Linked DNA regions of Homo sapiens: all the other regions are linked to region 3. The links are chromatin loops, found by intact Hi-C in ENCODE. Cell type or tissue: B cell. All regions are shown on one strand. Each heading gives the region's core, and the rest is flanking DNA. Links, peaks and the distances in the headings are about the cores only. Region 1 holds the start of MAPKAP1 (MAPK associated protein 1). Region 2 overlaps MAPKAP1 (MAPK associated protein 1). Region 3 overlaps MAPKAP1 (MAPK associated protein 1).

The links. Hi-C counts contacts between places; a loop is a spot of excess contacts. Peaks named below come from ENCODE experiments on the same cell type or tissue, not always from the same donor. Only the 100,000 strongest peaks of a DNase experiment are listed, where the experiment ranks them.
Region 1: a loop joins it to region 3, with 4 times the contacts of the local background. A loop is called at or near these places in 6 of 110 quality-filtered maps.
Region 2: it touches region 3 in a loop (9-fold over the local background); 3 of 110 quality-filtered maps call a loop at or near these places.

The regions. Positions count from the first base shown.
Region 1 is chr9:125,701,982-125,712,215 of GRCh38, forward strand. It overlaps MAPKAP1 (MAPK associated protein 1), which reads right to left and starts at 5,227. Exons shown (of 12, transcript NM_001006617.3): 1 at 4,990-5,227. RefSeq lists silencers at 4,931-5,160, 5,271-5,440 and enhancers at 5,149-5,443, 5,441-5,600. In B cell, for the core only: no CTCF peak of the experiment used is centred there; a DNase peak (open chromatin) is centred at 5,300; H3K4me3 peaks cover 1,710 bases; H3K27ac peaks cover 2,108 bases; H3K27me3 peaks cover 108 bases.
Region 2 is chr9:125,442,258-125,452,491 of GRCh38, forward strand. It overlaps MAPKAP1 (MAPK associated protein 1), which reads right to left. Exons shown (of 12, transcript NM_001006617.3): 11 at 2,244-2,341. Among named protein-coding and RNA genes, the nearest start is that of GAPVD1, 190 kb to the left of the region's middle. RefSeq lists enhancers at 2,573-3,074, 3,075-3,574, 4,070-4,599, 4,702-4,911, 4,808-5,336. In B cell, for the core only: no CTCF peak of the experiment used is centred there; DNase peaks (open chromatin) are centred at 4,734 and 5,744; H3K4me3 peaks cover 399 bases.
Region 3 is chr9:125,626,488-125,636,721 of GRCh38, forward strand. All of the region lies in intron 4 of MAPKAP1 (MAPK associated protein 1), which reads right to left. Among named protein-coding and RNA genes, the nearest start is that of MAPKAP1, 76 kb to the right of the region's middle. RefSeq lists an enhancer at 10,137-10,234. In B cell, for the core only: a CTCF peak has its summit at 4,993 (motif pointing left); DNase peaks (open chromatin) are centred at 3,155, 5,014, 6,414 and 8,094; H3K4me3 peaks cover 924 bases; H3K27ac peaks cover 1,405 bases.

The DNA of each region.
Region 1 (10,234 bases), core at 1,232-9,231, 75 kb after region 3:
AGGTACCAAAATTTCAGCAGCCAGGTAGGTTGGAGTTCACAATCAGGCAGCCTAGAATTACACTCAGCCCACAAATATGTTTTGATCAACATAATTTTTAATGGCAAATTTTTAAACTAAATACATTAAAATCCACGACATGCAGTGGCTCACACCTGTAATCCCAACAATTTGGGAGGCCATGGCAGGAGTATCATTTGAAGGCAGGAGTTCAAGACCAGCCTAGGCAACATAGATAGACACCATCTCTACAAAATTTTTTTAAAAATTAGGCCGGGCGCAGTGGCTCACGCCTGTAGTCCCAGCACTTTGGGAGGCCAAGGCAGGTGGATCACCTGAGGTCGGGAGTTCGAGACCAGCCTGACCAACATGCAGAAACCCCGCCTCTACTAAAAATACAAAATTAGCCAGGCGTGGTGGCGCATACCTGTAATCCCAGCTACTCAGGAGGCTGAGGCAGGAGAATTGCTTGAACCCAGGAGGTGGAGGTTGCAGTGAGTCAAGATCGCGCCATTGCACTCCAGCCTGGGCAACAAGAGCGAAACTCCTTCCCACAAAAAAAATAAAAGCAACAACTAGCTAGTACATGGCCGGATGCAATGGCTCACCCCTGTAATCCCAGCACTTTGAGAGCCTGAAGCAGGCGGATCACTTGAGGTCAAGAGTTCAAGACCAGCCTGGCCAACACGGCAAAACCCTGTCTCTACTAAAAATACAAAAATTAGCTGGGCGTGGTGATGGGCACCTGTAGTCCCAGCTACTCAGGAGGCTGAGGCAAGAGAATCGCTTGAACCCGGGAGGCGGACATTGCAGTGAGCCAAGGTCATGCCACTGCACTCCAGCCTGGGCAACAAGAGCGAGACTTTGTCTCAAAAAAAGAAAAAAAAAAAAAACTAGCTACACATAGTGGCATGCGCCTGTAGTCCTAGCTATTGGGGAGGCAGAGGTGGGAGGATCACTTGAGCCCAGAATTCAAGGCTGTAGTGAGCTATTACCACGAAACTGCACTCTAGCCTGATAGGACGATACCCTGTCTCTAAAAGTTAAATAAATAAATAAGAATAAATTAAAATCCAGATTTCCAGCATCTTTTCCAAAAAGTGTCAAAAGATCCAAGGACACTGGGCCCACTTCCTCACATGGCAACAAGCAAGTGGAGCTGAGCAGCAACTGCTCCCTTTAGTTTGGGCCCGTGCTCTCCAGTTCATCAAGGCCCAGCCTACTCATCCTAGTACATAACAGGCATCGGACTTGGAGACCACTGAGGAAGATGCTCAAACAGAACAATAATAATAATTTAATGAAGATTTGTTTACTCTTTTTTGGCCAGTTTTTTGTGGCTCTATCACACATTAGCTCTGTGACTCTTAAGTAACATATTTAACCACTAAGCCTCTTAAATTTAACACAAGCTGAAATATGCTGACTTCTGAGTCAAAAAACTTCACAAAAACTTCGAACTCACAGAAACAAGTCAGGGCACCTCCCATAGGGAAAAAACGTAATGTGGCCACGAATGGTGGCTCACGCCTGTAATCCCAGCACTTTGAGAGCCCGAGGCAGGCAGATCACTTGAGGTCAGGAGTTTGAGACCAGCCTGGCCAACACAGCAAAACCCCGTTTCTACTAAAAACACAAAAATTGGCCAGGCGTGGTGGCACCTGCCTATAGTCCCAGCTACTTGGGAGGCTGAGGCAAGAGAATCTCTTGAACCCAGGAGGCAGAGGTTGCAGTCAGCCAAGATCATGCCACTGCACTCCACCCTGGGTGATAGAGCAAGACTGTCTCAAAAAAAAAAAAAAAAACAAGTAACGTGACAGAAGTCCTTGTCATATAATAATTTGACATCTACAACTGCGTCCGTAACAGTAAGGCCTATACATCAGAATAACAGATTGCCAGCAAATTATCTTAGGCTGAATCATATAAATCCACTCAACTGCAAAAGTTTCTGAAGTCTTCAGGTATAAGTCAATAAGCAAAACAAGCTCCCCCACCAAAAAAGAAAAACATTTAAAGTAACAGATAAGGCTATGAGCTCCTTTAGTGCAAAGGCCACTTCCATTCCTCGTGATCCCTCCTGTCTCACAATGACTGGCACACTGAAGCTACAGCTCAAGGGCAAGTTTCTCTCTGAAGCCTTTCCAGAGGGTCCGCATCCACATCACAAAGAACAAGCAACATGGTGTAGTAATGAAGAGTGCCGATCTCAGTGTTCAGCAGATAATCCCCTCTATCTTACAGCTCTACCAGCAGCATAAACTCAAGGAAGTTATTCAAGGTCTCTGTGCCCCAGTTTCCTCATCTGTAAAATCAGGATGCTAATAACACCTTCTCACACGAGAAAAAAATGAGATAAAGCATTTAACATCACACCAGCAGAGTAAGTACTCATTACCTACCATCATCAGTGTTTCCTTCTCAGTGTTCTATGGTACCTCCTGGGGACTTCTACCTTAGAACCCACAGTACTTTATTATGGTTCACCTGCACACACACAGACATCTCCTCTACTAGAATGTCAATAACCTCAGGATAGGGACCCAATTTTACTTCTTTTTGTATCCCCAAGGTCTAACATTTTGCTTGGCACTGCTGAAATGAATCGTAGATCCTCGAAGTATTTATTAACTGGAAAAGTTATTAGCAGAAACTGGAATTTACCTCCCTTGCCTGGTACTCAAGCCCTCACTGACTCTGACCCCTACCGCCCCTCCAACTTTACGTCCTTGTACCCTGCTAAAAGAAGCAATGACTTGCATGACTCAGGCTGTAAACTCACTCACCAGTCTAAAACCATGCCTCAAGCATTATACCTTTGTATCTTATAGCTATTTATTTCGGGGGACTTTACCACGTACCAGGCCCTTTATCCCCATTAGTTCAATAAATATTCACAACACTCCATGTGGTCAATATTATTCCCTAACCCAACCCCTAGTTGAAGAAAGTGATGCTTGGAGTTATGTGTCGAAGGTCACATATCCTGTAAGAACAGGGACCAGGAATTGAATCCAGAGTCCATGCCTATTTTCTATAGACTGTCTTCTCTGCTCATATTCAAAGCTGAGCTAACTAACCTACCTGCCATCTCCTTGCCTTGGAAGAGCACAGTCTTTACATTTAAAAGATTTCTGTACCATTCATTTTAACATTCATATGTTTTGTCCTATATAACTTTTGGTTTCAATATGTACTTGCATAAAAAGAGGGAGATGATGTGAGAAAAAGGCAAGACATGTAATGGAAAAAGCACAGATTTAGGCATCAGACAGACCTGGGTTTGAATCCTGGCTCTGTCTCCTACCAGCTGTGTAATTTATTATGGGTCTTCCTAATCTGTAAATTGAGGTTAAAATGATTAAACAATAGAAACCCCTATATAATACCCAAATACTCAAAGTTTAGTTTACCTCAAATTATGAAGCATTACCTGGCCACATCCCATCCCTCAAAGGTGAATAACCCATTCCCCTCCCGCACCTACCACTGTCACAAGAACTCTCACACAATGTACTTATCACGGTGTTAGAATTATTCATTTCCCTTATCTCTCTTTCACTAAATTGAGCTCCCTGGCAGCAAAGACTGAATCTTATATTTATCTCTAATTGCCTAGCATGGTACCTGGCATATATATACATATCCATATTCAGTAAACATTTGCTAAGTTAAATAATTGTAGATAAAAATGAGCGCTTATAGAATTCTAGAGGAAAAATCATTTCCAGGTGGGGTTGTCCTGAATTGGTTGGGTGAGGCCAACTCAGCTGAGCCGTGGGAAGCGTCTCAATAGACTGAAAGAGAAAAGGGGAAACCTAGGCAAGGTAGGGAGAATGTTCTACAAAAATCAATGGAATAGGAAAGAACAAAAATGATTAGAGATCCTACTTATTCAGAGTAATGGATCAGGATGGGGTAATTAAAGAAGGAGACCTTTTCAAGCATAACTGGAAAGGTAACCAGGAGCCAGATTAGGAGATGTAAGGGGGTGTAAGTGCAGTCTGGGACACACAGTAGTTGAAGGTAGGCATGAGCACACAGATGAATGGGAAAGGGCTACCAGCATGCCCCAAATCCCGCAGGTGTGTAAACTGAAAAACATGAAAACAATTATTGCTTCATCAAGAACTCTTTCCGTGTTTACTAGGTACCTTGTGTGGGCTCATAAAATATAAGGAATAAAACCCATATCTAGGCTTCTGCTCAAGTGGGTTTTAACATTACGGATCCACCTCTCCTGCTTGTCAGAGAATGAGAACGCTGCTTTTTTTAAACCAATGGGTCTCCATTTGACTCTTCACACCTGGGAAAGTTTTGAACTTTGCCGATTTGGGTTTATAACAACATGGTGCTTTGTACAGTGCCAGGTACTGTGGTGGGCTTCCAAAGTGACTTTCATTCATTCAAAAGGAAGTTTTAACCAATTTCTGAGTCAATTTGGGGGTCTCTGGTTAAAGTCATAATCTTGTTTACGCTACAATCTCTTTTTCCCAGCCTTAAACAAATCTAAATGACTCCTTGCCACTCCCATAAACAAAGAATGAATCAAAGTTCCAGCAGCACTGTAGCTAGAAAAAAGTCTGTAAGGCTGTTAACCTCTTTAAGGGGGAGGGGGAGAAGGGACGCAAGGAAACAAGGACCACACAGTCAATGCTTGAAAACCTTGATTTTCACATTATGAAGACCAGGGCACCTAGATATTGCCAAGTGCAGGCCCAGAAACTGCCGGAGTCAACTACACCCCCCACCCCCACACTACCAGGTCAGCTGGCTTCTTTTCCCCTAAACCACACACCCGCCTCAGACTCCTGACAGCCTCCAGTTCTGGAAATGGCCAGGAAACGAACGCGCCCGGGCCACCTGAACAAGGGCCCGGCAGGCGGCCCGCCGGGCAGCGCTGAAACTGGAGGGGTGAGAGGGCCGCCAGGTGGGCAAGCTGGTGGGCTGACGGACGGGCGGGGAGCTGGCGGCTGGGGCAACCTTTACCTGAAGCTGCTTCCACACTACGGGCCGGGTCGGCCCCGGGACACGTTCCTGAGGGGAGGGCCCGGCTCCCCCACGCCTCCCGGCCCCTGCCCCGAGCTCTGCACTCTCGGGATCCACGGGGACCGGCGCTCCTCCCGGCCCGCTCAGCTGCCGCTTCCCGGGTTAGCCCTCATGCCCCTGCTGCTCGCCGCCGCCGGCCGGCCGAGCAGCAGCCCTATTACCCCGAGCCGCACACGACCCGGAACCACACCCCGGCGTTCCGGAAGTCCCCGACCGGGAAGGAGCCTCTGGCTGGGGACGTAGTGCGCAAGCCCCAGAGCTGAAAGCAAGGAGCGGTAGCTTCCCGCGGGGCGGGGCCGGGAGGGAGGCCGGGCGCATGCGCGCCGCTTCTCCAGTGCAGGGAAAGGCCTGGGTCGGAGACTGAGTTCTGGCAAGATGCGCCAGTGCCTGGACTTGCCTTGAGCAGGAATCAGTGTTAGGCTTCTCCATCGAATCTTCTTTCTCCCCATTTCCACGGAGAAAAGCCCTTAGTTCGTCCAGAAATGAGTGATGAGGCAGCTCAGCCTCTCTGAGAAAGACCTGGGTTCAAATGCCAGCTCTTATAACTTGCTGTGTGTCCTAGGATGTGACACTTCTCTCTGAGCCTCGGGTTTTCCCATCCAGGGCAATAGTTTCAACTTTAGAGTATATTGCTGTGGGAATCGAATGGGATGATGCTTGAAAAACACCCAGCATAGTGCCTGACACATAGTAAACATGCAGTCAATGTTAGTTATTTCTCTTATTATAATATCTGTAATATGGAGGTGACAATAATCTTCCTCAAGCCCTGCTGGGAGGTTTCCAGGAGATGTAGGAGGACTGGCACAGGGCAGAAGTTCAGTGTGTCTCATGCTGCTCCCTTCCTCTCTCACGGAGGAAATCAGTAGAGAAAGCCACGATGAAGGGGGAAAAAGGATTCAGGGAGTGCAGTGAGAGTGGTTCTCCCACCTGAAAGATGCTTGGGGAAGTCTCTCAAAAACGCACCTTAGCAAAAGAAAAAACTCAAGGTTGAATTTCAGCCCTGAGGGACCCCTGCCCAATTTTAAACTTATTAATAAATATGCCATGGGGCCAGGCACGGTGGCTCACACCTGTAATCCCAGCACTTTGGGAGGCCGAGGAGGGCAGATCACTTGAGATCAGGAGTTCGAGACCAGCCTGGCCAACATGGTGAAACCCTGTCTCTACTAAAAATACAAAAATTAGTCTGGCGTGGTGGTGTGCACCTGTAGTCCCAGCTACTCAGGAGACTGAGGCAGGAGAATGGCTTGAACCCGGGAGGCAGAGGTTGCAGTGACCCAAGATCAGGCCACTGCACTCCAGCCTGGGTGACAGAGACTCTGTCTCAAAACAAAAAAACAAAAAACACGGTGGGTCTACCCATGTATTTCAAATATGGTCATCCATCACTTAATGATGAGGACACAAGAAATGCATCGTTAGCTGATTTTGTGGTTGTGTAAACATCATAGACTGTACTTACACAATGTCAGAGCCTACTACACACCTAGGCTGTTTGGTATTAGCCTATTGCTTCTAGGCTGCACACCTGTACAGCATGTTACTGTACCATATACTGTAGGCAATTCTAACACAATGGTATTTGTGTATCTAAACATCTCTAAATGCAGAAAAGGTACAATTAAAAGACCATGTTATAATCTTAGGGGACCACCATCATATGCACTCTGTCATTGACCAAAACATCCTCATTCCACGCATGACCATATGTGATTGATCTCTTACTACATCCCATTACTTTATGTAATTGGTATCTTACCACATATCTATACTGGGGGAATAGTGCACCTCAGCACCCAGACACACTCTTGCACACACACCACCACAGTTCCATCAGGGACCTGTCAGAGGCACTCTAACAAAGCAGCAGGTGTGAACAAGTTTGGATATTTGATTTTCTGAGGTCACCAGGTTATCTGTTCCTTCCTAAATCTTACTCTCCATTTTCCTCTCTCTCTCTCTCGAGTTCCAATCTGAAGCACAGCTGCCTGACTGTCTCCTAGACACATAAAACTCGACCTATCTAAAACTGCTAAGCAGTTATAGATTCTAAAGAGTAAATATTTCCTAGCACTTTGAGAGACCAAGGCAGGAAGATCATCTGAGCCCAGGAGTTCAAGACCAGCCTAGGCAACATGGTGAGACCCCATCACTACCTTAAAAAATTTATCTCTATATAGGCCGGGCACGGTGGCTCATGCCTGTAATCCCAGCACTTTGGGAGGCCAAGGGGTGCGGATCACAAGGTCAGAAGATCAAGACCATCCTGTCTTAACATGGTGAAACCCTGTCTCTACTAAAAAAAAAAAAAAAAAAATACGAAAAATTAGCCAGGCATGTGGCACACACCTGTAGTCCCAGCTACTTGAGAGGCTGAGGCAGGAGAATCGCTTGAACCTGGGAGGTGAAGGTTGCAGTGAGCACACCACTGCAGCCCAGCCTGGACAACAGAGTGAGAGTCTGTCTCAAAAAAATAAAAAATAAAAAAATATATATATACACACACATATACACATATATTTTTTTTAGCCAGGTGTGGTGGTGAATGCCTGTAGTCCTAGCTGCTTGGGAGGCTGAGATGGGATGATTGCTTGAGCCCTGGGAGGTCAAGGCTGCAGTGAGACGTGATCATGCCACTGCACTCCAGCCTGGATGAAAGAGCAATGCCCTGTCTTGAAAAAAAAATTAGAAAAATAAAAAGTGAATACTCACTCTGCCACTTACAAGTTTTGTGACTTCATCTCTCCAAGTTGCTTCTCTAAATATTCTTATCTTTACCTGGAAAATGGGAATGACAGAAGTCCTACATAACCTCATTAGTTTGTTGCAAGGATAGAATGACCTAATACATGTAGCTTACATATAACAGAGCCTGGCATGTGACTATTATTTACTAATGCCTACCAGTATGAGTATACCTCAGTCAGTAAGCAATACTTATTGAGTGCCTATTGAGATTCAGTGGTGAAAAAGCCAGACGGGGACCCTACCCTTAAGAAGCCTTGTAGTCAAGTTCGACTATGGGTTTGAAATACTGTAGTTACTGTGGTAAGTTGGCATGCAGTGATATATGGTAGGATTTCAAGGACAGTATTGAGGGCCCAGTTGAGAATGGAGACTAAATGTATGGTGATACTAATATGATGGCTAGTGTGATTATTCTATAGCTAGTTGGAGCAGTCACGATACACACACCCAAAGAATGAGAAGTTGGATTGATCCAAGGAAGGATTTTGCCAGACAGGTGTGATGGGGTCATATCAGCTTTTAAGAGTGCTTAAAACAATGAGCCATAGAAAGTATGCTGGATAGGGAAGCAAGAGAATTCCAGAAAAACAGGTATCACTGGCCTAAAGGTCTCAAATAGATGTAATGGAAGTCACTGATGAAGGAAAGCAGAAGGATGGAGGTTATTGTCACAGATGGATGTTTCAACAAATAACCTCAGAGGAGGAGCCATGTGAGAGGGGGTCCCAGCTAAAGTGGAATGGGGGGAAAATCACTGAAGATGAGATAGTCAAGGAACTGAGATCCTTGTGAACGTCCATCCCAAGATGGTGGACAGACATGGGGTGAAAAGGAAACCAGACGTGCTCCCCATGGCATCTGCAACTGAGGAACAGCACTGGGGAGGTAGATGAGGAGGAGAGAGGAGAAACTAATTGGATGGCATGAGCCTCCAAGAAGCAGGAGTTGTATTGGTGGAAGTGTCATTAAAGCATACATTGACCTGTCTCCTGACCTGGGGTGTACAGTGGTAGGACCATGAGAGCTAACACACATACAAATTTTTTTTTTTTTTTTGAGATGAAGTCTCGCTCTGTCGCCAGGCTAGAGTGCAGTGGCACGATCTCAGCTCACTGTAACCTCCGCCTCCCAGGTTCAAGCCATTCTCCTGTCCCAGCCTCCCGAATAGCTGGGACTACAGGTGCCCGCCACCATACCCGGCAAATTTTTCTATTTTTAGTAGAGACGGGGTTTCACCATGTTGGCCAGGTTGGTCTCGATCTCTTGACCTTGTGGTCTGCCTGCCTCTGCCTCCCAAAGTGCAAGGATTACAGGCGTGAGCCACCACACCCGGCCACAAAAATAACATTTTTACAGCACACTGATGGTGCTGGGCCAGGGGCTGGCTAGGGGACTCCCATAGACATCAGGGCAGCGGGACAGGTACCTGGGCATACCTATGACAATCAGGCTTCACAGCCTTCATCTCCAGCTTGGAAAGGAAGCCATGTTAGGGGGTGGAGGTTCTTTTTCTTCTGGTTCCCGGGACTAGAGAGGGTCAGTGGGCAGAAGTTCAAAAACACCTACTACCGGGCCGGGCGTGGTGGCTCCTGCCTCTAATCCCAACGCTTTGGGAGGCCAAGGCGGGCGGATCATGAGGTCAGGAGATTGAGACCATCCTGGCTAACACGGTTAAACTCCGTCTCTACTAAAAATACAAAAAATTAGCCAGACGAGGTGGCAGGCACCTATAGTCCCAGCTACTGGGGAGGCTGAGGCAGGAGAATGGTGTGAACCTGGGAGGCGGAGCTTGCAGTGAGCCGAGATCATGCCACTGCACTCCAACCTGGGCGACAGAGCGAGACTCTGTCTCAAAAAAATCAAAATAAAACAAAACAAAAACAAAAACAAAAAAAACACCTACTACCTGTGTGGCCTTCAACAAGTTACTTGCCTTTCTTGTGTCTGTTTTCTCATCTAGGTTGTTGTGAGAATTCCATGAGGTACTGCAGAGAGAGTAACTAGAACAGTGCCTGGTATACAGGAGGTGTTGCATAAATGCCAGCTCTTCTGGCCCGGCACGCCAAGATGGGCAGTAAGGATCAGGTCCCTTCACACATTCAGTTTCCTCACAGCCCCTCAAGCCTCAATTGTTGTTTGCCTTTCCACTCAGCAAACTCCAATTCATTTTGGGGGGCAGCCTAAAACAACAACCATGTATTATTTCTCAGGATTCTGTGGGTTGATAGGTGTTTCTCCTGCCAATCTATCCTGGGCTTGCTCATGCAATTGCCGTCAGATGGAAGCTAGAATGCCTGGAAGGACTAAAATGGCCTCACTCATGGCAGCAGATGTTGGCCAGACTATCTTGATTTTTCTCCTTGTGGCCTGTCTGGTGGCTATCTTGGCTTTCTGTATAACATAATGACAGAATTCTAACAGAGTACGCTCTAAT
Region 2 (10,234 bases), core at 1,000-8,999, 180 kb before region 3:
GCATGACACAATATTTCTGCAAATATTTTGATATGGAAACAGACACTTTAGGGAAGGTGACAGACCTCACGGATTTTGCAGAGAAGCATCTGCTTCGAGGGAGCATTTGGACCTGTAAAATGATTTCTCTGCACTTGATCTTCCACAGTCTCATACTGAAGTCATAAACCTGTGTTTCTGTCATCAATCTGCTGTTGTGAAAATTATTTTGATGTCAAACATGGGATTATAATTTTACTAGAATCCTTCTCAAGTCTTGAATATTTTAATGCTGGCTATAAAAAAAAAAAAAAAAAGTCCAGCCCCTATCGGGGTAATGGAATATTTCTCTGCCAGGTCCCTGAACACTCTGCACAAGGGGCCCGTGCTGTCTGTGATGCTCCAGTGGGTAACTCGAAGCTCGCTGGCTGCAAGCACTCCCAGGCAGGCCCGTGTCCCCACTCCTTGGTCCAAGGAGGGGCTCTGATCAGGCTGGTCTATGAACCCTCTCCCTTTCATCCAGCTAATCATGCTACTCTGTCTGCTCCAAACTGTCCTTCCAGCTGCTCTTTTAAATTGCTACCTACTCCTTTTGAAAATCTTTTGCAGCCATGGGGAATGTGTCTCAATATATTCCTGGATCGCAATTCTATTTCATTGAAATCTCCCACACAACTCTTAGGTCATGCATATCTGGGGAATTAAAACACAAGTCTGAAATCTGTCAAATCTGGGGGCAAGTTCTGGTTCTGCCAACTTACCAGAGTCATGATCCTGGCTCTGCTACTTTATTCCTGATCCTCACTTTTCATCTGGGAAATGGGAACAACTTTATCTCATGATCTCACAGAGCTGTGAAGATGCACTGTGATGGGACACGTGGAGCCTCTGGCCCAGGTCCTGCACTGTGCAGTCCCTCAGCATATCTTCGCTACTTCTGCTATTATGTGATGACTTCAACTCTTCAGAAGAGACTGAATGATAACTTACATAGGTTTACCATGTCTCATCTGATTTGTACTCTAGCAGCCCTGGTGGGGTGGGGTAGCATAGGTACTATGATCCCCACTTTACAGGTGGGGACACTGAGTCCCAGAAAGGTGATGTGACTAGCCAGGGTCACACAACTAGGGGTGGGGGAGCCCTCTCTGGTCCTCGCCCCTGCTCTGCCACAGCAGCTGCTTTTCCTATCTGATCAACCTATGGAAGATTTGGCTTGAAGAAAGGATTCTCTGCTTGGGAGAGGCTGAGACCCCTAGTCCAGGGCTACTCAGAGTGTGGTGCCCAGACCAGCGGCCAAAGCAGCATCTGGCGCTTCTTGGAAACGTATGATCTCAGGTCCTATCCCAGACCTCCCAAATCCGCAAGACCCCTGGAGGCTCCCATGCCAAGCAGAGCTCCTCTCAGCCACACTCCACTCTGCAAGGCCCTGCACGGCCTAGCCCCGCCAGCCCCGCCAGCTCCCCCAGCCCCCCCAGCCCCCCATCCCCCTGTGCCTGCCTTGCCTCAGCCCATTCCCAGGCTGCCTGTCTGTGGTGCTTCCTCTCTCTTTACCTGGTCAACATCTGTGCCTTTTCAGTCATCCTTCAGGGTTCAGCTCTCCCTGCCTCCATACCTCCACCCCAAGTCAGTTTACTGTGACACACCCACACCTTTGAGACTAACGATCTCTTTGTAATTTTGTGTTTTATGCCTGTTTCCTCTGGTAGAGGAAAAGCTCTCCAGGGGCAGGGACAGAGTCTGTCACCGTGGCATCCCAGGCCGTGGCCAGGCACACGGAAGGTGCTCAGTGAGTATACTGTTTAGGTATGGTGACATACAAGTCTAGCAGAAAGTTAGGTATGTTTAGAACAGGTTGCTAAAATCACCTTCAGCATAATTATCTTCAAAACAATAATAATTTCCTCAGAGTCTGCTCCAGGAGCTTCAAGGAGCTCCTGACAATGGTTGCAGGAAAATAAACAGTACATAAAAGGAATAAACAAATACAGGAAGAGCCAGGGTTATTGGGATTGGGAGGAAACTGAAAAGGGTCCTGCTTTGACTGAAGCAGGTGCAGAGCAGCTGAGCGGGGGCTGGTGTGGCCCTGGCACAGGCACTCACCCCTGGGTGGCTGGCAAGCTGCGACACTCCTCCTCTGCCAAACTGGGCCCGGGAACCTTCTATAGAGCTGCGGAGTGGGTGGGGCTGCGGCCATGCCGCAAACAGCCTGAAGAGAAGCTGGACCCACCTACCCTGTCTCTGGTTCAAGAAGGAATACTCACCTTGAGCACAATTTCATTGACGGTAGCAGCGTCCGATTCAAAGTAGAGGTGTTTATAGTCGTGATTGCTTAGATACGTGAGTTTAAATATTGCGTGACCTGCAGAGACAGAAAACTGTGTTGAGGGGTTCTGGTGAGTTAACTATGGCGGGGGCCTCCATATGTTCTCCCCTATCATTCCAATTCGAGCGAGAGCAAGTGGAGGCTGAGCAGCACCTAGTCTTCCCAGGAGTAGTTCGTTTTCTCATTACAGGCTGGGTATAAAATGGACAATGAAAAAATTTTAAAGACTCAACAGCCAGTTAGGTCCCATTCCACTCTGGAATGCATTCAGGGGAATGCCACGTTAGGAAGGCTTTACGGAACTGCTGCTATATGATAATTACATGCAAAAGGTGGCGTTTTTAAGGGAGAAGGCTAATTAACTCCACATTATTACTCTAAAAATAAACTAACTGTTTAAAGTCAGATAAATGAGCAACAGGAAGGAGAAGGGTCAAAAGCCACACTATTATGAGGCTGCTCCACAGCCTGGGCTCCTGCTGGGAGAGGACTCCTGCCTGGAGAGGGAGAATCCCAGTTTTAGACCCTGCTGGAAGCTGCTCCCAAAGGCCTCAGGTCATCTCAACCCTGGGAGGATGGGGGCGGGGGGGGCACCATGGAAAGTGGGCACCTCACAAAGCGACCGACTCCAGGGGGCAGAGCTTCTGAATATAAATCTGATCTAGGTCTCCATTCTCCATGCCCCGTCCTACCACCTTCAGGATGACACTTGTCATTTCTGGGACTGCTTCCTGGTCTAGCCTCATCTCACTCCGCTGCCCCGACAGGCCACAGGCTGCCAGAGTGCTGCACACTCCCACCTGCCACACCAGCCTCTACACAGGTTCTTCCCCAAGCCTGGGATGTCCTCTCTCACTGACCCGGATGGGAAAGATTTGCTGATCCTGGGTGGCTCAGCTCAGCTGGCGCCTTCTTGGGTGAGTCTTCATAACCACACTTCTAGGCGCACTTCTTGTGTGGGCCTACCACACGGTACCGTGGCCCTCCAAAGGAACCTGCTTGTCTTATCATACCTGCAGCCATGGCTACATTATCTGGGCCTGTCCTTTTATGTCCAGACAGGTCAATCGGATTCCCTCTTCTAAATGCAGACATAGATGCTAGGCTGTCTAAACTGGCACAAGGACTGAGAATAAGATGAGGGGCTTTGGGACTCCCAGGCTCAGGCCCATGGGGGCTGCCCCGGCCTATCGGCACTGTTATCCTTGGGTTCTAGGAGACTCCTGTGGCCTTCCAAGAAATTCTTCTTTCGCCTTAAGCTACTGAAGTTGGTTTCCATTACTGGCAAGCAAAGGAACAGTGCCCAAGAGAGACACGTAGTCAGTATTCAGTAAACCTTCCTAGACCAAGGAGCAGCAGGTGACATCTCTAATATACAGGTCTCCTGCAAAACGCCCAGAAATGACCTTCCCTAGTCTTTCGACAGACCTTAGTGTCTGTAAGATTAAAATTCAGCATATCCTTTCTATTAGTCCTTCTCATCCGTTGTCCTTTTAATTGAAGCAGCGGCTGGTCATAGTTATTAATTAATAATATATCACCCATATTACTGTAAGTTCACCTCTTTCCTGGAGAAATCTTCTTGGGGACTTTACAGTAGCTAATTTTTCAGATCTCCAAAAATAAACTGATATATGTTGTACATTTGTGGCCAGAAAAGTTGAGCCACTGGTATTTTATCCTGGAAACATCATTATGATGTACTAATTGTGACTATAAATCCTAAATTGAAAAAATTACCTAATAATTTCTGAAAAACCTCACTTTCAGACACTTGACAAATTTAGCCTGATTCTAAATCATGGTACTAAAATGTGAGAATTCCTGACTGGAAGCTAGTCACTCTGTTAACATATAAATTCTGTGTTTCTAATAAGGAGGTGGACCTTACACAGAGGCATCTGTGTGTGCGTCTGTATCTATTCACATTCACAGGATCTACCCCACAACATCAGAATCTTGTCGGTGACATCCCTGTGTGGAGGAACAATGCGGGCACCTTTGTTGGCCATGCTGTGAACAAGCACAGCCATCTACAAAGGACACAGGGCTGTGAAGGACAAAGAGACACCCCCTCCAGGAGGCATTCCTGCTGACAACTGGTCACGACACACAAAGACACCAGGGCCTGGGGCTAGAAAGAACCAGAAGGTCTTAGGGAGACCCACAGACCCGAAGCTTCGGGGTTCACTGACCACTTTGATAAGACAGCTTATGGACTGTCCACACCACCTGCTCCCGCTTGTCACTGACAAAACCAAACCAAACCTCAAAGCACTAAAGCATGTTTTGCCTGAACAATTGAGACACTGTTAAAAAGGTTTCCTGCACTTTAAGCAGAGCCCAATCTATACACAGCACATGTAATAAGTAGTCTGCAAGGCCTAAGAGCCCCAGAAAGGAAGCGTTGACACTGTCCCCTTGGGACTATGGTGCTTGTGAAGCATGTCAATTGTGGGCTGACAGAGGGGAGGCCTGTGGTTCATCTGCACAGTCACGTGAAAAAAACAAAAAAATCATACCAAGCCAAGTCTCCTGAAAGGCTGCATATTTGAACCAAGTAACCTCAAATCCCGTCCTCTGAATTTTGAATGTATTTGGTTGCATGTGGAGGCTGTGTGTGTCTCCTGCCTATCCCCAGGGCTCATTCCAGCACCCATCTGAGGAAGAGTGAAGCAGGTGAGGAGGAGGAAGAGTCCCAACATTCCCCCACTCTCCCTCAAGCCTCCGGTCTGTTTGTCCTTTCCAGTGAAAGCACTCACGCCATAGGAGAGGGGAACAGAGGGCAGAGAACGTTCTGTGGAGCACTTGTGTTTGGACTTGAACAATGACACAGCTGCAAAGTTAATCACTGGGCCGAGGCACGGTGGACAGCCACAGCAGACAGCCCCCTCTTGCTCTCTGCAAGGAGTGATGAGCGGAACCCTGGGGGGCAAGGGCAGGTTAAGATCAGCAGCCATGCTGGGCCATAGGACATGGGGCGGACTCACTCCGCGGGCGTTTCTGCCCCGAGTTCCCCTCGCTAGCAGCCCTGTTTCGCTGGGCGGCCAGAAGGGCAGTTTTCCTCAGTCTGGGCTCTGCCAGGAGCATGGGCTAGAGCAAAGGACAGAGAAATGAACACCGAGAGTCAAATATGATGAGCGTGAAGAAGGTAAACGCAGGGAGCTGCCGTGGAGACACCAAGGCAGAAGCACCTGGCCAGAGGTGGAGAAGAGCCACTAGGGACAGTTTCTTGGGAGGAGCTGACACCTCCGCAGTTTTGGAGGAGGGCAGGGAGTCAGCTGGGTAAAGGTGAGGGTGGAGAAGGGTGAAAAAGAGGAAGATGCCACAGGGCAAGGAAACGGCATGGGCAAACATACAGGGTCTCCATGGGAGCTCTGGGCAAACCAGGGTCATGTGTGGCAGGCAGGTGGGAGGGAGAGGGACACAAAGGGCTGAGAGTGCCTGGAGTCACCAGCTGATGGGGGTCACTAGAGGGGTTTAAGCAGGGCAAGTGAAAGAAATGGGCAAACTGTGTTTTAGGGTGTTCTCCCTGGTTCCCTGGAGCCTGGAGGCGAGGTAAGCAGTTCCCGTAGTCAGCCAGGTAGGAGTGAGTGCAGTTTTGAGCTAGACAGGTGCAGAAAGGATACTGAAAAGGAATGGAGGCGAGAACTACAGAGAAGGTAATGTTGGCAGGATGGGGAGACTCTTTCACAACAGAATAATAGCTAATAATCAGAATTCACACTTTCATAATTTCACCCAGACCAAGACCTATATATTAAAGTGTAACAATTCATTGACCTCTTGCTGGAAATGAATCTGTCAATAAACATGAGTAATTTATGCCACATAGTAAATTTCCACCATAGGTGTCTGGGAAGAAGGAACTGCCCACACTTCAATACTGACTGAACAAAAGAACACCTGTTATCAGATACCATCAGCCTCAGACACCTCACAGTTCATCTCAGGTAGAAGAGGAAGAGGGGGCCAATGACCTCCTCAGCTGCAGCCCACCAGGCATCTCCCTGGGGCGTTAGAGGGAATCAGAGGTAGGCAAGTTACCTTTGAAAATTCCAAGACCACCAGCGGTTTTCATAGGAACAGGGTTAAGTCACAGGAGCAAGCTGTCTTTGTAAAAAATAGCTGAGACACTAGTTGTAAAAAAATAGCTGAGATGCTGGGCGCAGTGGCTCAAGCCTGTAATCCCAGCACTTTGGGAGGCCAAGGTGGATGGATCACCCGAGGTTAGGAGTTTGAGACCAGCCTTGCCAACACTGTGAAACCCTGTCTCTACTAAAAATACAAAAATTAGCTGGGCATGGAGGCACACACCCGGAATCCCAGCTACTTGGGAGGCTGAGGCAGGAGAATTGCTTGAACCCAGGAGGCGGAGGTTGCAGTGAGCTGAGATTGTGCCACAGCACTCTGGCCTGGGTGACAGAGCGAGACTCTGTCTCAAAAAAAAAAAAAAAAAAAATCAGCTAAGAAAAAGTTATGTATTAGTATGACTTTAAAAAAATGTAAAGTTTAATATTCCAATTAGTTCAAATTATTTTGCATTAATTGTTAAATTCTGTTTAAATTAAGGTTTAACAAAAGCCTGAGACACAGAGGAAAAAAAGCATAATTCCTGAAGTTAGAATTAGGATGAAATCCTAGCTCTGCCATGTTTCAGCTGTGGGACCTTGGCAAGGCACTGTCCCTTCCAAGGTTTGCCTGGCTGTAAAGGAGGGGATAGCATCTGTCAGTGATCTCTTATATGTCACATACATCCCTGCATATAGCAGGGAGGTGGTCATTCATTTAACTATGATGGAACTGGTATTTGATGATAAAATGCTAATTGCTTTGAAGATTGCATTTTTAATTGGGCCTCCTTTGAGCAGATTTGCTTTTATAGTGCTATGTAAATAAAATGCAATATAAGAGGGTATAAATGTGGCATCTAAGCACTGGTCACATGCTCAGGGCAGATACTGAAACTGTACCTCCACTCGTGAGTACTGAAGTGAAAATCTGGATATGTAGAACTGTATTTACACTTATGTAAGTTTTTCAAAGTAAGACAGAGAAGATAGAATTTAATACCAAGCAGAAACTAATTAGTGGCACAAATGTCAGAAGTGGAGACGTCCAGCTTTTGTGCTTTAATTCATCTTCTGTATTATGGATTCTAACTAAAACAGGAGGCTGTGCTGAAAAAACAGGTTCTTCCTGCCAGTTCAGGGGGCGTGGCCATGTTGGAAAGGCTGCTGTGGTCATGAGATGGGATGGCTTAAACATACATGAACAGCACTCACAACCCTGCTAAAAGAGGTGCTCCCAGACTTCCACTGCAAATCAACTGAAAGAAGGGTCTTTTTTTGATTTTCAATTTTTGCTCTTTTTTTTTTGAGATGGAGTCTCACTCTGTCACCCAGGCTGGAGTGCAGTGGTGACATCTCGGCTCACTGCAACCTCTGCCTGCTGGGTTCAAGCGATTCTCCTGCCTCAGCCTCCTGAGTAGCTGGTATTACAGGTACCCCCCACCATGCCCGGCTATCATTTTTTTTACTTTCCATCTGCCTTAAGAAAAGTCTCAAGGGAGGGTCTCTTCTAACACAACCTGCCAGTACTGACTGTGGCTGGCCATGACTGGTCAGAGCTGGAGCTGCCAGAATGAGCCTGCAGCCCACCTTTGCCTAAACCCCCAGGTGTCACCACTTGCCAAAAATATAAAAATAAACCTGTTTCTTTTCCTTATTAAAAATACTAGAAATTTAGAAGACAGAGGAGAACCTCCACACCCCACCCCAAAATCCCAACACTAGCACAATGCCATTCACGGTCTCTTTCCTAACCATTCTCGCCTGTTTTCACAGTTGTAATCAGATTGTATACTAGAAGTTGAGCTTAGTTTTTTTAAGTTAACATTTTACCATACCCCTTTCCCTGTTGCAACAATTTCTATAACCACCGTTTTCAATGGCTGCATCTTATTCCAACCAGTAGACGTGAGCTATGGGTCATGTTGCTATCTCTGTTGGGCTTCTGGGTTACTTATAAAATTGCCAGTACTATAAATAAGGCTACAAAGAACAGCTTTGAGGCTTGGGATTCTTTCTCAATTCCTTTACATCAGGCATGGATACTTTTTGAAAACTCAGTTTCCAAGGTCTGATGTCTTCTGGGCCCTCTGGCCTGAGAGGGGAACATTCTCACTGGATTTCTTGGGGGAAACCGATGGGAACACACATTGTTTTAGGCAAAGCTGTATCTTTCTGTAGGTCCTAGTAGGAAATGCTGGACTGGGGTTCTTTGGTCTCTGGGCTGAAAACTCCCTCCTGGTTGGGTCTCCTCTCCACCGTAAGCAACAGTTCTGGGCTGCCTGCAGGGAGCTTCAGCTCAAGGTAATTCAACTGGCAAAAGGGAGTGCTCCTTCCCAAGCACTCCTGCGTGGGCAGCGGCCTGGGCAACCATAGTAATGACCTCTTTGACCTCTAGAGCCGGGGATGTGCCTGACCTACTTACATTTCTGCCTGGATTCTCAAACTCCCTCTCTCTCTCTCTTTGGCTCCTTCCTGTAAACATAATTAAATCTCTAATTATAAAAACTCCCATGGCAATGTGATTTCCCTCCTTCCTCTCATGTATCGAAAACATTCTTGCTAAGGTCACTATGCCCTCAATGTCGAGAGATCCAGTAGAGATTTCTCAGCTGTTTTCGACACTTCTTAAAGTCCTGGCTTCCCTGGAGGCACGGTCACCTGATTCTTGGGTCCACGTCTCCAGTCATCTGTTTCTCACATTTCCTTTGTGATCTTCTGGACCTCCACCTGTCCCTTAAGCAATGGTCTTCCTGAGTTCTATCCTTGATCAGCACCTCCTCTAACTACGTTTTTCCTGTGTCGGGTTTGCCCTTGGGTTTTAGTTACTACTCACATGTTGGTGATCCTGAAGCAGCTATGTGGCCTATACCTTTCTCCAGAGTTTCAGAGCTGAGCAGTGGGTATGGCTGCCACCTCCACATGGCCCCCAGTGCAGCATGTCCAGAACAGACATCAGCATCTCCCCTTAAATTGGCAGTTGTGGTGGCACAACTGGAGGCTTCACCACGCACCAAGTACTGGGCATTTGGTCTCCTAGTTTTCACGTTTATCTTCCGTCCCTCTCTATCCTGGGACCACAGCCCTCACCCAGGTCCTGATCATCTATTGCTTTTTCTCTGGTTTTCCTTCTTTTGATCATGTCTTCTGCAGATTCAAACATCTACTCACAGGAGTTTTTTTTTTTTTTTTTTTGAGGCAGAGTCTCGCTCTATCCCCCAGGGTGGAGCGCAGTGGCGCGATCTCAGCTCACTGCAACCTCCGCCTCCCAAGTTCAAGCCATTCTCCTGCCTCAGCCTCCAGAGTAGCTGGGATTACAGGCGCCTGCCACCACGCCAGGCTAATTTTTGTATTTTTAGTAGAGACGGGGTTTCGCCATGTTGGTCAGGCTGGTCTTGAACTCCTGACCTTGGGTGATCTGCCCGCCTTGGCCTCCTGAAGTGCTGGGATTACAGGCATGAGCCACCGCACCAGCCCGTTTTTTTGAGACAGAGTCTTCCTCTGTCACTCAGCTGGAGTGCAGTGCTGCGATCTGGGCTCACTGCAATCTCTGTCTCCTGAGTTTGAGTGATCCTCCCACCTCAGCCTCCCAAGTAGCTGGGATTACAGGCGTGCGCCACCACGCCGAGCTAATTTTTGAAATTTTTGTGGAGATGGGGTTTTGCCATGTTGGCTAGGCTAGTCTCGAACTCCTGGCCTCAAGTGATCTGCATACCTCGGCCTCTCAAAGTGCTGGGATGACAGGCGTGAGCCACTACGCCTGGCCAGGAGTCATTCTTTTAAAACATACCATCTGGACCCCCTACTTAAAACTCTGCAGTGCTTCTTTTCCTGTCATCCTCAGAATAAAGTCCAAGCT
Region 3 (10,234 bases), core at 1,327-9,326:
ACTAGCCACATTTGGCTATTTAAATTTAAATTAAATAAGATTAAAAACACAATTCCATCACCACACTGGCCACATTTCAAGTACTCAACAGCCACATGTGGCCAGTAACTACCACACTGATCAGCGCAGACACAGAGGATTTCCGTCATCATAGAAAGTTCTACTGGAGAGTGCTGGTCCAGACTCAGTGGAGAAGGAATTAAGGAAGCCTGATTAGGGCTGCACATCCTAACCAGATTTACCAATAATAAAGTAGATACATTTAATTCCATTTTTCTGATTTATTCATCTAACTCTCAAGGTTCCAAAGTCAGATCAGAGAGGTGTGATTAATATTCATGTCCAAAATACTTAACAATAATTACTAACATATATAGAAGATTTATGATGTGTCAGCCACTATGCAAGAGGCTTATGTATCTAATTTAATTATCAGTACAATCTTATAAAAGAAGATACTATCATCATATCCTTTTCACAGATGAGAAAACTAAGGTTTAGAGAAAAGTGATTTTCTTATCACTTATTTTTTTCACCACACAGCTAGTAAGTGGTGGAGTCAGGATTCAATTTAAAAAATCAAACAAGCCAACAAAACTGTAGGTGCAATTCATATGTAACAATGAGTAGGACTCATCCCACTGAAGCCTTCTGTGAAATTGTCATCAATATAAAATCACAGAAAATTAGAACAGAAACTACTGCAATGTTTCATGACTACCTGTAATCCATGACGCCTTCTGATAACTTAAAAAATTTCACACTACCCCAAAGATGATACACACCCTCCCCACTGCCATTCAAATGCCTCTATCTTGGGCACATTTCCAATAGCCAGTTTTTTAAGGCTTTAAAGTTTTTATGTAAAAATTAATTTTTCATTTCCCAATGTTAAAATATTTTTTAAAAATACATTCATTGCCCCCTTAAACACACATATAGTGAACCATATAAAGTGAAGACCCTCTCTAATCTTTCCAGTTTTAGAGATGGGAATAGTGAAGGCAGAGAGAGTGGGATGGGAACACCTGGCCTGCACTGAGAAAGGGAACCACTGGAACCGGAACACATTAGGAAGGCCCTGCCAGCACACTTCACCTAACTCTTTTTTATTTTTTTTAAGAGACAGTATCTCACTATGTTGCCTCAACCTCTCGAGTAGCTGGGACTACAGGTGTGTGCCACTGTGCCCAGCTTTTCATCTGACTCTTGAATGGCATAATTCCTTAAACCCCACCCCATCTCACCCTCCAAAAAGTTACGATTTTATCCTACTTTACGGTAGATCTTGTGGGATATGTGGGAACGAAGCTCTGAAAGCATTCAGGTAAGAATTCCCACTGTTTTCATAGGCTGTTGGAGCCAGAAGAGACCTCAGAGAACTAATTCACTTCCTAATTTTAGAAATGAGGAGACAGAAGCTTGGTTAGTTACATACAAACTGAAGCATCCTGCCTTGTACCATTTTATAATTCTCTACGACAAAGGCGGCCACTTCATTTAATTGTGCAAAGTGACTACTGAATGTTAGGGTCTGTGGAGTTGCTGGTGTTAGAAAGATAAACTGGACATTGCCCTGTCCACACACAGCTTACATTCTATGAGAGCAAAGGACATATAAATATATAACTACAATGGAGTGTCATAAGGACTGCTTGTGGTAGTGAACTTGTAGGAGGCAGAGGAGGCCATGTGTGAGCTGAATCTTAAAGGATAAACAGCAATTCACTATAGAGGAAGACATTTCAGGCAGAAGAACACCACACACAACCCACAAGATATGACAGAAAATGGAATGGGCAAGATGGAATGGGCAAGAAGACAGGGCAGGTGACAAGGTGGGAAAAGGGGCACTTTAAATAAAATGCTTCACTATGCAGATCATCAAGAGCCACATAAAGGATACACTCTAAATGTCACTTTTACACCTGTGAAAAGTGTTCTCATTATAAGTCACTTAAGACAAGAAAATGTCTCTTCAGCAAATGGCATTGGGAAAATGAATTGTATGGATTCTTTTGTATGGATATCCACATACAAAAGAACGAAGGTGAATCCTTACACCACAGACAAAAATTGACTCAAAATGGATTAAAGGCTTAATGTAAGACCTGAAACTATAAAACCTCTAGAAGAAATCAAGGGAGAAAACTTCATGACGTTGGATGTAACAATGATTTCTTGGAATATGACACCAAAAGCATGGGTAATCAAAGCAAAAACAGACAAATGGGACTATATCAAACTCAAAAACTTCTGTGCAGCAAAGAAAACAACAGAGTAAAAAGGCAACCTATGCAACAGGACAAAATATTTGCAAACCATACATCTAATCAGGGGTCATGTATCTAACCAGAATATATAATGAACTCTACAACTCAACAACAACAACAACAACAAGAACAACAACAACAAAAACAATTTAAAATGGGCAAAGGACTTGCATAGATGTAAAAATGGACAACAAGCATATGAGAAGATGCTCAACATCACTAATATTAGAGAAACACGAATTGAAACCACAACGAGGTACCATACTTACACCTGTTAGGATGGTCACTGTCAAAACACACACACACACACACACACACACACACACACACACCAGAAAATAAAAAGTGTTGCAAAGGATGTGGAAAAAGTGGAAGCCTGTGCACTGTTGGTAGAAATGTAAAATAATGCAACCACGATGGAAAGCAATGTGAGGTTCCTCAAAAAATTACAAATTGCATATAATTTCAGTAATCCCACTTCTGGGTATACACGCAAAAGAACTGAAAACAGATATTTGTACTGAAAAGAGATATTTGTACTTCCATGTTCAGCACACCATTATTCACAATAGCCAAGAAGTGAAAACCTAAATGTCCATAAAAAGATGAATGGATAAAGAGAATGTGGTGTGTATATACAATGGAACATTATTCAGCTTTTGAAAAGAAGGAAATCCTGTCCTATGCTACAACATGGATGAACCTTGAGGACATGATGCTAAGTGAAATAAGCCAGTCAGAAAAAGACAAATACTGCATGATTCCAGTATTACTACCATATATCTTATGAGGGATCTAAAGCATTCAAACTTTTGGAAACAAAGTAAAAAAGTAGCTGCCAGGGCTGGGGGCAAGAGGAAAAGGGAAGTTGTTCAATGGACATAAAGTTTCAGTTTTGCAAGACTGAAGTTTGAGAGGTCTGTTGACAGCAACGTACATATAGTTACTACCATATTGAACACTTAACATTGGTTAAGATGGTAAATTTTATGTGTTTTTTTGACAATTTTAACTGAAAAATAAAAAAGAAAAGAAGACACGGAAATGCAGGCATGGTTCACTCCCAAACACCTATACTAGTCGAAGCAGACAAGGCCATGTATAACACAAAATGTCACTTTTAGATGTCCTTGGAGTATAATAAATGTGGCTTTTGTAAACACACAATTTATAAACATATTTAAATGACATGAATATCAAAATTAGTTTGTATGCTTCAGCTCACAAACTATGTGGGGAAGTAGGATGGAAGTGCACTGAGAGGCAGGGGACACTGAGCCTAGGGTCAACTAAGGCCTTAGAACCCCTACAAAGTAGAAACATAACAGTCAAGGCCAGGAATCAGTGACACCTAACTCTAGTAATCTCTGAGACAGTCAAGGGTCCAGGAACTCTCGCTCGGTCACCCAGGCTGGAGTGCAGTGGCATAATCACAGCTCACCGCAGCCTCGACTTCCCCGGCTCAACCGATCCTCCTGCCTCAGCCTCCCAAGTAGCTGAGACAACAGGCGCGTGCCACCACACCTGGCTAATTTCTTTTTTTTTTCTTTTTGCAGACACAGGGCCTCCCTATGTTGCCCAGGCTGGTCTTGAAATCCTGGGCTCAAGTGATTCCCCAGTCTCAGCCGCCCAAACTTCTGGGATTACAGGCATCAGCCACCATGCCCAGCCTCCAATAACTCGATTCTACAATAACTGGCTAGATTCCTACTCAGCACAAGTCCATACCAGGTGCTTTGTAAAACACTATCTCTGGCCTTCACATATTGTATGGTTTATTATTTTACAGATGAGGAAATCTTTGGCCCAAAGCAGTGCAGCAGCCCTGGTATGTCAATGCAAGTCTAGGGAGTTAGGACACAAACAGCCAACACTGAACCCTTAATCATGGAAAGATGATTAACACCTCTGCTATGGTTTGGATGTTTGTCCTCTTCAAACCTTATGTTGAAATCTGATCCCAAATGTTGGAAATGGGGCCTAATGGGAGGTGTTTGGATCATGGAGGCAGATCCCTCATGAATAAATTAATACCTTCCCTGAGAAGTGAGTTCTTACTCTATTAGTTCCAGAGACAGCTGCTTATTAAAAAGAGGTTGGGTTGATCACTTGAGCCCAGGAGTTTGAGACCAGCCTGGGCAACAAACAAAGGGAGACGCCATCTCTACAAAAAATAATTTTTAAAAATTAGCTGGGCATGGTGGCATGCACCTGTGGTCCCAGCTACCTGAGAGGCTGAGGCAGAAGGACTGCTTGAGCCCAAGAGTCTGAAGCTGCAGCAAGCTGTCATCACACCACTGCACTCCAGCCTAGGTGATACAGTGAGATCCTGTCTCAAAAAAAAAAAAAAAGCCTGATACCTCCCCGTGTCCTTCTTCCTCTCTCACCATGTGATCTCTGCATTCCCCAGCTCCCCATCTGCCTTCCTTAATGAGTAAAAGCAGCCTGAGGCCCTCACCAGGTGCAGATGCCCAATCTCGAACTTTCCAGCCATCAGAATTGTGAACCATAAAAACCTTTTTGTTTTATAAACTACTCAGTCTCCAGCATTTTGTTATAGCAACATAAAATGAATGAAGACAACTGCCTTTGCTCTGTCCAGCCTGGCAGAGCCATGCAGAGCATCTTCTACCCAAGAACCCTTCTACTATTTTCAGGCAATGTTCACATCTTCTCTGGATGGATTCTGTAAAGCCCAACTCATATGCCCCACCCGGTTCCTAGTCTCTACCACCTCCTTGTGGCACTTGTCTGAATAGACACTTATAGTTGTAAATGTCTGTTGTACAGAACTTACTATACCTCACCACACTAAATTCCCTACTTTTGCTAACCACAGCCATGGTGATTTATTCAGACGTAAGGATGTCAGTTTCCTGCTCCAAATACAACTAGCAGGAGCAAATCAAAACTCTTCTTGATCAAGCCTCGTCTCTCACCTCCTCTGCTCTCAGCCTCCACATTCCAGTCATACCCTACTACTTTCATTGCCCAGAATTTACCAGCATCTCTCACCTCAGATGTTTACACCAGCACTTCACCTACCTAGAAGCCTCCTGCCTAACCTCCTCCCATCCTTCAAGGCTTGGCTTAGGGGTCATCTAAGGAGTCTTCCCTGATATTCTCCCATGCGAAGCCCAGGCCAGGTGTCCTTCCTCTAAGAAACTCACCATACTAGGCCAGGCGTGGTGGCTCATGTCTGTAATCCCAGCACTTTGCAAGGCCGAGGCGGGCAGATCCCTTGAGGTAAGGAGTTCAAGACCAGCCTGGCCAACATGGTGAAACTCCATCTCTACTAAAAATACAAAAAAATTAGCCAGGCATGGTGGCACATGCCTGTAGTCCCAGCTACCTGGGAGGCTGAGGCAGAAGAATCACTTGAACCCAGGAGGAAGAGCCTGCAGTGAGCTGAGATCACGCCACTGCACTCCAGCCTGGGTGACAGAGCAAGACTCCGTCTCAAAGAAAAAAAAAAAAGAAGAAACTCACCATACTAAACTTTTCCTCTCATAGCATTTATTATGCTATATTATAATTGTCTGACTTCCCTACAAGATTACACATACCATTAAATTAGGGACTATCTCATTCACTATTGTATCCTCAGCATTAGTCAAGTCCCTGGCACATACAGGCACTCAAGAAATATTTGAGAAATGAATGCATGAGTTTTCCTTCTAACTACCTGGCTCTGCTGAATCATACTGAGGTTACAATTAACCATGACCCTAAACCTTTTCTTTCATGTGCTACTTGGTTAAACCTCATCTTCCTCTTCCCCTTTTCCACTGCCACCCCCATACACAAATGACTGCATCTTATGACTTAAGTGCAAGTATCATTTTGGTGTGTCAAGACCACTTTAGTCCCTGACTTTGTCACTGCACATGCCTGCTATTCTTCCCAGCCTTCTGCCTTCCACAAGTGTCATCAGCCTATCATCAATGTTCTCATTCAGGTCCCTGACAGCAATGAACACACAAGAGACCTACAGCTTGCCACGAAAGATAGCTCTCCAGTTTGACATAAATCCATTAATCACCACTCTGTGCCTCGTCTCTCAGCCAGGTGCAAAGTCCACCTGACCACAATGTGACTGGAGAATATCTCCAGCTTGCGTGCAAGAATACTATGCAAAAATTGATGCTTTACTGAAATTCAGAACAAAGAATTTTAACCACAGCCCTCTATCTAGCTAACAACCCTATCCAAGAAAGAAATGGGCTTGTTCTGCCCTGCTTGGTTCTGAGGAAACCCATGGTGGCTCCTAGCAATCACTACTTCCCTTTTTTGAATTTACAAGCCCTTTAGCTCTGCTAAGTGAGCTGTTGTAAATGCAAGACCGCTCAATCCCAAAGCTGAAAAGAGAAGTCTATGAAGTGTGAGTTGCTGAAGGAGACTTCATGAAAGAAGTGAGATTTAAGGAAGATTTCAATGCACAGCGCCAACAGAGCTTGGTAGAGGACACAGGGAGAGTAGCCAAATCTAAGTGTGAGTAACAGGGACAGCAAGGCTGATTGTGGATAACAAAGACAGCAAGTCAGAAAGCCTGGCCCAAGTATCACCTGGGACAAACAGGGACTAATAAAAAGCAAGTTCTTCCTGCTGGGCTGCCTCCTTGAGCCAAAAGGTCAACCACAGCTGGGCTTCTGCCTGAATTCTTATTTTAAATATAATAGAACACATATTAGATTAAGCTGAGACAGAAAGTAATCCTTACATAAAAGACAGTTGTCAGAATGGCCAATCTAGTTTCTCCTAAGCACTTTCTGATGACGAATCCACCACCAGGATTATGTGTAATGGGCAATTTTGATGCAAAGTACTATTTTGCAACATTGTCCCATTTCTCTTCCAGAAAAATGCAGAGGTAATTATGTACTCATAGTCAGTGTAGCAAATCAGTTAAATTAAACCTGTATTTCATCTAATTCATATAGAATATGAATAACATAACTAACTTTTCTAATTTCATACTCTAGTACTCTCAAGTAAATAAAAGGGGAAAAAAAGTAAAGTTTCTCCCCTACAAATAGAATCTGTCACTTCCTAGGATGTGCACTTTTCAGCTCATGCATCCTAAATGCATGTGGAGATATTATATGCACTTTCTATTTAGCAATTTAATTATATCTTTGCATTCAAAGAGTGGCAATGGTTTGCAGTAATAATCAGGTGAAAGCATTCTGACATTAATATGCTGGAATCCGATGTGTTAATTTGATGCAACTTTGCCTTGACAATATGTGATTAATTTGTTCTCAGGCTAGCCTTGCTCCCAGCTCTGACAGTTTAAAATGCTGGGTTTCTTTATCCATATCGCTATTTGACACGCCTTAGCCCACTGCTTTGCTAAGACCACTGTTAATTTGTAATGAACTTGCTTTTCAGGGGGGCTCCTTCATTTTTAATTCTGTCAGTGTCACCTCCTTGAGGAAAATTACAAGTTTCCGTAGGTGTGATTACTGCCAAGTGCTGCTGATAAGAGGTTTGAGAAAACAAGGCTTTATAAAGAAGTCTGTATTTAATCTGCTGAAACAGATTTATTGCCTCCAGACAGATAAATATAATACAAAGTTCTCTTATTTAAAAGTCATCCCTAAGTTCTCCCTTACCACAACCTCCTCCTAAACAAAAACACAGTTGCATTTCTAGGACTCAATAATGAGTCACTCAGGGAAAAGAGGTGAACGTGTAATAAATTTAGCAATAACAGCAATTCTTGTCATCAAATTAGACTTGTGGGGGAGTCTCATAAAACACATGAATACATTTTTCACAAGGTTTGGGGGAGGAAAAAATCCCACTGAAACAATTATAGTTTCACTTCCCTTCCAACTAGCAAAAATTTTACACAGCTTAACGAACCCATTTTCTGTGGGCAAACTGAGTACTGGTGAAGTTAGGTATGGATTAAATTTCTCCTTGGCATATGATCCAGACAATGCTTGATAAAGGGTTAGAGGGGAGATGGAAAGTCAAAGTCTCAAAACATAATGCTTAATATAAAACAGTAGAATAACAGTAGGCAGCCTTTAAACTACTTTCACGAGCATCTTCTATTTAACCTTCAAAGTAACTGCATCAAGTAGGTGAGACTGTCCCCATTTTTTTCAGGTGAAGACTCTCAAAGAGTTCATGTGAAGGAATGACAACAAGGAAAGAACAGAAGCTGGGACAGTAATCCACACTTTTGATGGCTAGTCTTCTGCTTTTCTCCATCTCAATCTACTGGAAGGAAATGTCATCTCCTCTCCAGTTAGTCAACAAATAGAGCTAACCAGTCTCATGATGGACTCATTCTCTTGGGCACTAATCTTTACTCTTTTTCCACTTATTCGATGGCACGCTATTCTCCAGCAATGTCAGCCTTCCTACTGTGAAGCCTACTGTTCCCTTAAGGCCAGGTAGTCCTCAAGTCCTGCTAATCCTACCCTCTGATTTACCAGATGCTCTTAAACGTCTACACCAACAGTCAGAACTTAGAACAGACCCATTCACCTCAAACATCGTTTGTGGCACAAGCCCCTTTTCAGAAGATTAGAAACATTTCCCAATACTACAAATTAAATTAAAGCTCCTAGATATGAACTATCAGTGAGTTCTCTCCATTTCCCAAACCATCTTTTTCTTTCTTAGCTCCCCAGCTGCTGCTCAATTAAAAAGTCAAGAAAAAAGCCTTCCACCCTATGTTCAGGCTGATCTGGCACCTTTGCCAACAGAGATCACTGCTCTACTATTTGCTAAAATGCGCCCTACCTTTTGCCACAAGACCGTTCATGAAGCAGCCCTGTCTGAGAAAGAGACTAGTGAACTGAAATATCTGCCCAAAGGAATGTAATCTAAACACTATTTGCATTCTACACAAACAAGAAAAACTCAACACAAAAGCAGGTAAAAAAGCAGAATGCAAAACTACACCTACACTATAAATCATGCTAAATGATGTAAAGATGATTTTGCATCTATGGCTTGAAGAGAGATACAATCATGAAATTCTGATTTTTAAGGTAAGTCTTTATACAGAAATTTCTTAATGCTTCTTTATTGTCATTTGCATACCTACCAGTCTACAAGTTACTTCAAAGCAGGCGTAGCAGTTTATTCATGTCTGTATCCATGGGACCCAGAAAGTAGGGGGTTGATAAGTTTTCACTAAATTAAACTAAATAGAAATTGTTAACAGACATGTTAACTCATATATGGCTCAACTAGAGCAGCTCAGTTCAACCTGGGACATGTATGAACTCCTGGTATCAGCTGCGGCTGGTGTAATGGGAACAGCTGCTGCTTTGAAGTGCCTTCTCCTAAAGGACACACGGCTCCAGGGCAGAGACCACATTCCCTATTCCCAAGTCTTCCTCCACCACTGATTTGTGTCAGAGTGAACCCTGGGGAACTGCTGCTGAACAACAGAAAAAAGGAGGCTGGTTCTAAGATGAGCACAACTGTGGACCAAGCCAAAGGCAGAAAACACCTAATAGCAGGTGTCATTGCCTAGAACAGATGAAAGTTATCCTGAAAGGGACATATTAATATACAGAAGAGAAAAAAAATAAAACTGAAAGCAAAAAATGAAACCAAACACTTTAAAAACACTAGGAAGTACTGGTTTGAAAATACATAGGAAAAAAAGCTAACGCATATATATCAAGATACAATAGAGACAAATTAGATAATTCAAAATTCCTCCATACCTAACAACTCTGTAACTGTGGCTTTTGCCAGATAACTGCATATTCTCTAACATGTGAACTGAGAAAGTCAATCTAATAGTGCCAGAACAATCACCATCCTTGAGGAGAAAATTCTAAACCAAATAATGAACACAGGGCAGGTGCATCCAGTGTATCTACTACCAGACCATTCACAACTAAAACAGCATGAATTAACTGAGAAAATGAATCAACAAACATGCCTTGGTCATCTGTTATGTGCCAATGACTATAGCAGCATTTGCT